Regions from separate parts of the Homo sapiens genome. Here region 1 is linked to region 2. The links are chromatin contacts, found by Hi-C or POLR2A ChIA-PET in ENCODE. All regions are on one chromosome and are shown on one strand. The core of a region is the stretch at or near the end of the contact, and the rest is flanking DNA. Distances in the headings are between cores, read along the strand shown. Region 1 has its middle 35 kb from the start of EVA1A. Region 2 overlaps EVA1A (eva-1 homolog A, regulator of programmed cell death).

Region 1 (3,616 bases), core at 336-2,835, 93 kb after region 2:
ATATTATAATTTCACAAGTACACATGTGCATGTAAATATGTATGTAAAAATTCGAAGGGATACACACATATAATTCACCCTGGAGAGGAAAATGAGAAGTGGCAAACGGGGATTTCAGCATTATTTGCAGTACTTGAATTATTTATAAACAGAATGTATACACATATTACTTGTACAAAAGGTAAAAACTTCTATATGTAGAAATAAAATTAAATGATTGATCTAATAGGGAGATAATTACCTATAAACTGAATAAAGAAAACTCATCACCCAGGATACCAACACAAGAAGCATTGGTGGCTATTTTTGCATAAAAGATGAAAGAAAGCAGCCATAAAAAAGTTTATGTTCTTCCCCCAAGGAAAAGAATGGCAATCAATGACAAGTCACAGCTGCATAGACGCAGCCCCATCTATGTGCTGACTCAGGAGGTAACGCAGTGCTTCCTCTCTTTGATTACCAGGGGTCTTGACTTCTGTACTAAAGTAAGAGAGAAAAATAATCTCTAAAAAACAGTTTTAATAAATATCACCTTTGCTGAGGGTAGGAAAACGACACTAATTTCACTGACAGACAGATTATCTCACACCACTGGCTTTTCAGAAAAATTGTGAAGCATGTCTGTAAGACAGCCCTTTAAAAAGACAATACTCTATGAAGTATTTTAAACACTGTTAACTAGAATTTTCTTTGTTAGTTTATGTCCCGGCATTCATAATTATGAGTTGCACATGATAAGCAAACAAAAGCCACTACCATTCAACTGATAGCATCATTTTCTCAACAGTTACTGGTTGTTCTGAGAATACTGACAGGCCCCTGACAAGTTTACTGGGTGAAAGAGTGCTAATTCCTGCATTAATAAGGAGAGACTTTTGTCATTAATAAGTCTTTGAAGTAGAAAAAAAAAAACCCAAATTGGTTAAGAGGCATGATCCTAATCCCAAAGCCACAAAAGAATGAGAAAGCTTCAGAGGGATAAGCCTACAATCTCTGCCTAGATCAATCAGGCTAGACTAGACTATGCTACCATAACAAACATCCCCCAAATCTCAGTGGCTTCAAACAATAAAAATCTCTTTATTGCTAATACTACACGTCCATCGTAAGTCAGCAAGGAGGTCCTGTACATCACAGTCACTCAGGAACTCATACTAACAGAGCAACTGCCATTCAGAAAGTTGCCACTCCCACCATGCAGATAGAAAGACAGAGAATTCTGGAGGATCTTGCACTGGTAATAAAATGTTCTGGCCCAGAAGTGACACACATCACTTCTGATCATTGGCCAGAGCTAGGTATATGGGCCCACTTAATCAAAGGATGCAAGAAAGTGCAATTCTGCCATGTGCCCAGAAGAGAGAAGAGCTATAAATAGTTGGCAAACAACATTAATAACTCACATTAGCCTGGCCCAGGGGCATCAGAGACATCTATATTGAGGATCCCAGGCCAACACCAAGTTGAAGCACAGGTCTGGAGAGAACCTGGAGGCCTCAGGTTGGCTTAACCAAGAAGTAGAAAAAACTCATCCTGCCCAAGAATCTTAACATAAGTGGAAAAATCCAGTAATGTCTAGTTTAGAATAATCTGTGCATGTAGGTGATGCTGGGATGTTTCTCCAAATTCCTCACAAATGATTCATGATCAGTAATTTTCAAAGCTAGCTGGTCATCAGAATCACTGGGGATGCTTTAGAAACTAGGAATGTCCAAGATCAACAAACCAGCAGGAAAAAAAAAAAAAAAGAAAGAAAAAAAGAGATGTCTGAGTCTTATTCCTAAGAATTTTAATTCAATATACAGTTGGAATAGGTCCCAAGAATCTACATACTTAATCCTCTGTAGTAAAATAAAAAGGCTTATTTGGTCCTTGTCCCCCATTTCTGGCACTGAGCTTCTAATACCCTTGGAATTTTCTGACTGTTAGAAGTGTTAGGGATGTCTCGTTATTCATAACAAGCTCTTTTCAAACATATCTGAGTCTATACTAATGAGGTGACTCAGGGTGGGCCTGAGATAGCTTCTCATGGGTTCCAGGGGGATCAGCCATGTGAGTGGAGGGTTGAAACTTTGAGCTACACAGTTCCACTCTTGAACCTCTCGGGAGGGGAGTGGAGCTGGAAATTGAGTCAAATTACAAATGGCCAATAATTTAATCAATTATGCCCTTGTAACAGAATCTCCATTAAAAAAAAAAACACCCTAAAAGATGGGGCTCAGAGAGCTTCCAAACTGGCAAACACATCCCCAAAGGCTCTTGCACTTGGGACCCTCCCAAACCTTGTGCTATGTACCTTTTCACCTAGCTGTTCATTTGTATCCTTTATAATCAACTTCAATAGTAAATATAGCATTTTTCTGAGTTCTGTGAATTGTTCTAACAAATTATCAAAACTTGGGCCAGGAGAAGCTATGAGAACCCCCAAGTTTGTGGCCAATTTGGTAACTTTGGGGGCTTGATACTTGTGACTGGCTCCTGAAGTGAGAGCAGTCTTGTGGGTCTGAGACCTTAACCCTGTGTTGCCTGACACTCACTCCAGGCAGTTAGTGTCAAAATTGAATTAATAGATGAGTCAGAGAATTCGTTGAGTAGAGGACACCTCTTACTTCACACCCCAGGGATTCTCATGATCATTAGGTTTGGTGACTTCTGCTGAAGACATTGAGTCATCCAGCCGTCCTTATGCAGGGTGATTTACCAGCATGTCCAACCTCACAGAGCGCTGAGACTACTGAGTGACCAGGAGACTCACAGGGAACCACTGAGCTCCAGCAAAATAGAGTGAAAGAAACACTGGCTGAGAGTCAGAAAGCCCACAACTCGGTCCTTGTTCTGGTTACCTAGTGTTGTGTAGAAAACCATCCCGGCCGGGCGCGGTGGCTCACGCCTGTAATTCCAGCACTTTAGGAGGCCGAGGCGGGCGGATCACAAGGTCAGGAGATCGAGACCATGCTGGGTAACACGGTGAAACCCCGTCTCTACTAAAAATACAAAAAATTAGCCGGGCGTGGTGGTGGGCGCCTGTAGTCCCAGCTACTCAGGAGGCTGAGGCAGGAGAATGGCGTGAATCCGGGAGGCGGAGGTTGCAGTGAGCCGAGGTTGCGCCACTGCACTCCAGCCTGGGCGACAGTGAGACTCCGTCTCAAAAAACCAAACCAAACCAAACAAAAAAACCATCCCAAAACTCAGTGGCTTCACATAGCAACAAACATCTAGTTTGCTCATTAATCTGCATTTTGGGGAGAACTCTGAGCAGACGGCTGTTCTTGTTCCATGTATTTCCAACAAGGAAGTCTTGAATGGAGCTGGAGGATCCACTTCCTAGTTAGCTCCAAAATGCTGACTGTCGGCAGAGGCTGCTGACCAGGGACCCTAACTCCTTCCCACATGTGTCTCTGGGGCTGCTGAAGCTTCCTCGCAGTATGGCATTTGGGTTCCGAGAGTCCAGATTCCCAGAGCAGGAAGTGGAAGCCGCTGGTCCCGTAAGGCCTGAGGCCATAAACTGGCACAGTGTCACTTAGGCAGGCCAAGCAATTACAGAACCTGTCCAGAATCGGGGTGGGGTGGGGCGAAGTGGTGCGGGAGGGATGTAGTTCCCACCACTAAATGGGAG
Region 2 (3,639 bases), core at 633-3,132:
GAGTGTGGGCCCCTTAGTGAATTTTTTCCAATAGATAATTAACCTTCAATAAAACTGAGTCTTTCTTACATTGATGTAGTGCTCAAGTGACATGCCTTGAACTTCGCAAATGTTTAATTCCTTCTTTTGTTAGTATGAAACATTCTAAAGGAATTTTCTTAGAGTTCTATTAAAGATCACTTTATTATGAGTATGAAATAAAAATTCTACATATTGTGGAAATTCTCCCCTTAGGAAAAGAAGAATTTAAAGTAATCCTTCACACACTTTGGTTTAGGAGGTATGGCTTTGAGTATATAAATTAGAAATGAGTTTGTACTGCTTAGTATGCCCTGGCAACAAAAAAGGTTTTGATTTCTGGCCTTACTTTGGCTTTGCCTCCTTAATCAAGCAAAAGAAATTGAGCCAATTATAGTTATGCCACAGCTTTTCTGAGCTAGAATGAAATGAGCCAAAGAGAGGGACTGGCCCACTTCTGCTATAATGCCCTTGAAGGAGCCGCATAATGGGAAGCTGGCTCTGCTCTCATGGATAGAGGAAAGGACCCTGTAGGCAGAGTAAGTGGGAATCAGCAGGCGAGCTCCCGTGATTGGCACTGTACATCCATTTTCTGAGGATGATCCTTCAGACCAAAGTCTTGTCCTCTGTCTCCTACACCATGAAGCCTTGAAGAGAACCTGCCTAGGTTCAGAAGGAGCCATGATTCAGAAGGAGATACCAATACTGCATCTTCCCTCAGTCCCCTCAACCCAAGGAAGACAATTCCCCAACCAAGAGAAAATCTGTCTGGATCCCAGAGTGAGAGAAAGATGACACGACAGAGAAACAGTACATCAGTTACACTTGCTTTATTGCCCAACTCATGCAATAACTCAACCTCTCTTGTGTTAGTAGAAGTGTGTAGCATTAAAAGAACTTAATTTAACCAATCCATGTTAGTAGGTTAGAAATAAATTTGGGATAGGCTGTCTTTTAAAGCCTCTAGATAGCTTATGTATCCACTAAGGCAGCAAACATAACCCTGTCCTCCCTGGAGTATGAATCTGGAGCTCCATAAATCTATCTCCATTTCTTAGAGACTCCTATGTTCCCTACAAGGGTTTTCAGACCATGAAGGTTTCTAACATAATAACAATGGCCACATAATCCAGTGAAATAAAAGTCAAAACCTACAAATGCTGAACAGACATAGCAGAGCTTGAGCTATACTCCTTCTACTTCCCAGGCCCTTGACAAGTGGCATCTCTACATGCACCCTTTTACCTATTCTGCAATCTAAGAATGCTTAAAAATATTAGGGTATATACAGATATACATATTGCATACATGCATGCACAAAGAGACATAGATATGCACTCATGGGGAACAAAGGGAGGGATGAGAACAGGAAGGAAGGCAAGAAGGAAAAGAGGGAAAGAGGGAGGAAGACATTAGATAGATGATAGATACATACATACATAGAGTGAGTGAAAGAGCTATCATTCACTGAATGCTTCTCTTTGCCAAGATCTGGAATAATTCCTTTATGCTGATCATCTGTAATACCGTCAGCCATTACCACTGTTCAGCAGGGTAAGTAGTGTTACTCTTGTTTAAAAGTGGAAGCCAAGATGAGGGTGTCAAATGTAATTCTGCCTGATACTCAAAAGTTCATGCTTTGACCAAAATAGAAAACGATATTAAAGGGAGAAAAACAAGTCATTCTAGCTTTCATATACTGCCCTCACCCCACCTATTACATAGGCCTAACTTCAAAGATAGTTTCTGAACTCCATCTTGGAAACCACTGTTCTGCCTCTGTAGCTTAATGAGTCCACCTTGTCCTGCCTCCCAGATCAGAAAACATCCCCTTTTGTCTCTAGCATCCGGATGTGGATTCCTGGACAAGCCCAGTAAGAGCAACCAGACTGGGTAAGGGAATTCACTGGATCCCAAGCTGGTGACTCAGGCCTGATTTTCACAGCTGATACAATTTATGTCATGCCTCTTCATCCTTTTCCCACAAAATTCAAAACTGGAGCTCCAAGGTGATTGTTTTTTCTCTCCTATAATACTTTCTGCTCCAGGTCACTTCCTCTTGGCCAGTGATCCACCCTGGTCTTGACCAGATCCAGACAGCTGTTAATTACCCAGGAAGCAGAGTGGGGAGGGCTATTGTCAGTTGTTTTCCCTTAATAAATAAAAATAAATGTATTGCTGTATCTTGTTTCCTGCAGGGTCATTGTTTTCACGGGCAGGAAGAGGCCCTATGTAGAGGTCCTGAAGCTAATTTCATTTGCACCCTCAGAGGTCAGATCATGCCCAACAGACTCCTTGCAGGATAGGGCAGCAGCAGCCAGCCCAGACCAGGCCAGCTGGTCTCCATGCAAGTGCAACCTTCTCTCTGCCTGGGCTTTCTTCTTGGCTCTGGAGCTTCCAATTCCTTAAGTGAAAAGTAAAAGGCTTTTAAAATTGGTTTTGACAAATATTGCATGTTTTCATTTAAATGTGAGAGCTAAAAAGTTTGATCATATGCAGATGGAAACTGGAAAGACAGATAACAGGCTGGGAAAGGTGAGTGGAGGGTAGGAGGGAGGATGAAGAGAAGCGGGATACACGGTACAAATATACAGTTAGATAGAAGAAATAAATTCAATGTTTGATAACAGAGCAGGGTGACTATAGTTAATAAAAATGTATTGTACTTGGGCAACAGACACCCTAAATGCCCTGACTTGATCACTACACATTATATACATGTAACAAAATTTCACGTGTGCTCCATAAATTTTCATTAATAAAAAACTATCTTAACCCCCCAAAATAATAAAATTTTAAAAAGTGGGCATTAAAGAGAATCACGGGGTTTGTGTGTTGTCAGGGAGTGCTCAGCAAAATCTCTTCTCCAAACTCTTTAGGCACTGTAAGAACATCTCTTGCCAGGCACGGTGGCTCATGCCTGTAAATCCAAGCACTTTGGGAGGTCGAGGTGGGCAGATCATGAGGTCAGGAGTTTGAGACCAGCCTGGCCAACATGGTGAAACCCTGTCTCTACTAAAAATATAAAAATTAGCTGGGCGTGGTGGTGGGTGCCTGTAATCCCAGCTACTAGGGAGGCTGGGGCAGGAGAATCGTTTGAACCCAGGAGGCAGAGGTTGCAGTGAGATGAGATCGCACCATTGCACTCCAGCCTGGGCAACAGGGTAAGACTCTGCCTCAAACAAACAAACAAACAAACAAACAAAATATCTTTATGGCATTCTGCCCCACCCCATTGGAAAGGGAAGACCTCCACTAACATTACTGCCCTCTCTAAAATGCTGGAGGAAGCTTCCTTCCTTTTCCTTCCATCTCTGACTTGTTCTTCTCCAGGAAGGAGTATTGAGAAATCTCTGTTCCTACCTGGCTGGCTCTGATGTGTGCTCCTTTAAATTCACTCATTTCAGTTCATGTCCTTCGCAGGGACATAGATGAAGCTGGAAGCCATCATTCTCAGCAAACTAACACAGGAACAGAAAACCAAACACCACGTGTTCTCACTCATAAGTGGGAGTGGAACAATGAGAACACATGGACACAGGGAGGGGCACACAGGGCTTGTCGGGGGGTGGGGGGCAAGGGGAGGAAGAGCATTAGAACAAATACCTAATGCATGCGGGG

Evidence for each region. A loop is a pair of places that touch in the nucleus more often than their neighbours do. ChIA-PET counts read pairs that join two places held with the same protein, here RNA polymerase II (POLR2A). Pooled maps may share reads with other maps.
Region 1: a loop to region 2 is called in a map of endothelial cell of umbilical vein, with 5 times the contacts of the local background. The contact joins two enhancer-like sites. A Hi-C loop is called at or near these places in 1 of 168 maps with a recorded cell type or tissue (endothelial cell of umbilical vein) and 2 of 50 pooled maps. POLR2A ChIA-PET finds 5 or more read pairs at or near these places in 3 of 52 experiments (AG04449, BJ and HepG2).

What each region holds. Positions count from the first base shown.
Region 1 is chr2:75,594,331-75,597,946 of GRCh38, forward strand. No RefSeq gene overlaps it. Among named protein-coding and RNA genes, the nearest start is that of EVA1A, 35 kb to the left of the region's middle. Within about 2 kb of position 1,586, at least 3 of the 41 ENCODE cell types and tissues checked have a DNase peak (open chromatin) inside an H3K27ac peak, as active enhancers do.
Region 2 is chr2:75,501,214-75,504,852 of GRCh38, forward strand. All of the region lies in intron 3 of EVA1A (eva-1 homolog A, regulator of programmed cell death), which reads right to left. Among named protein-coding and RNA genes, the nearest start is that of EVA1A-AS, 21 kb to the right of the region's middle. Within about 2 kb of position 1,883, at least 2 of the 41 ENCODE cell types and tissues checked have a DNase peak (open chromatin) inside an H3K27ac peak, as active enhancers do.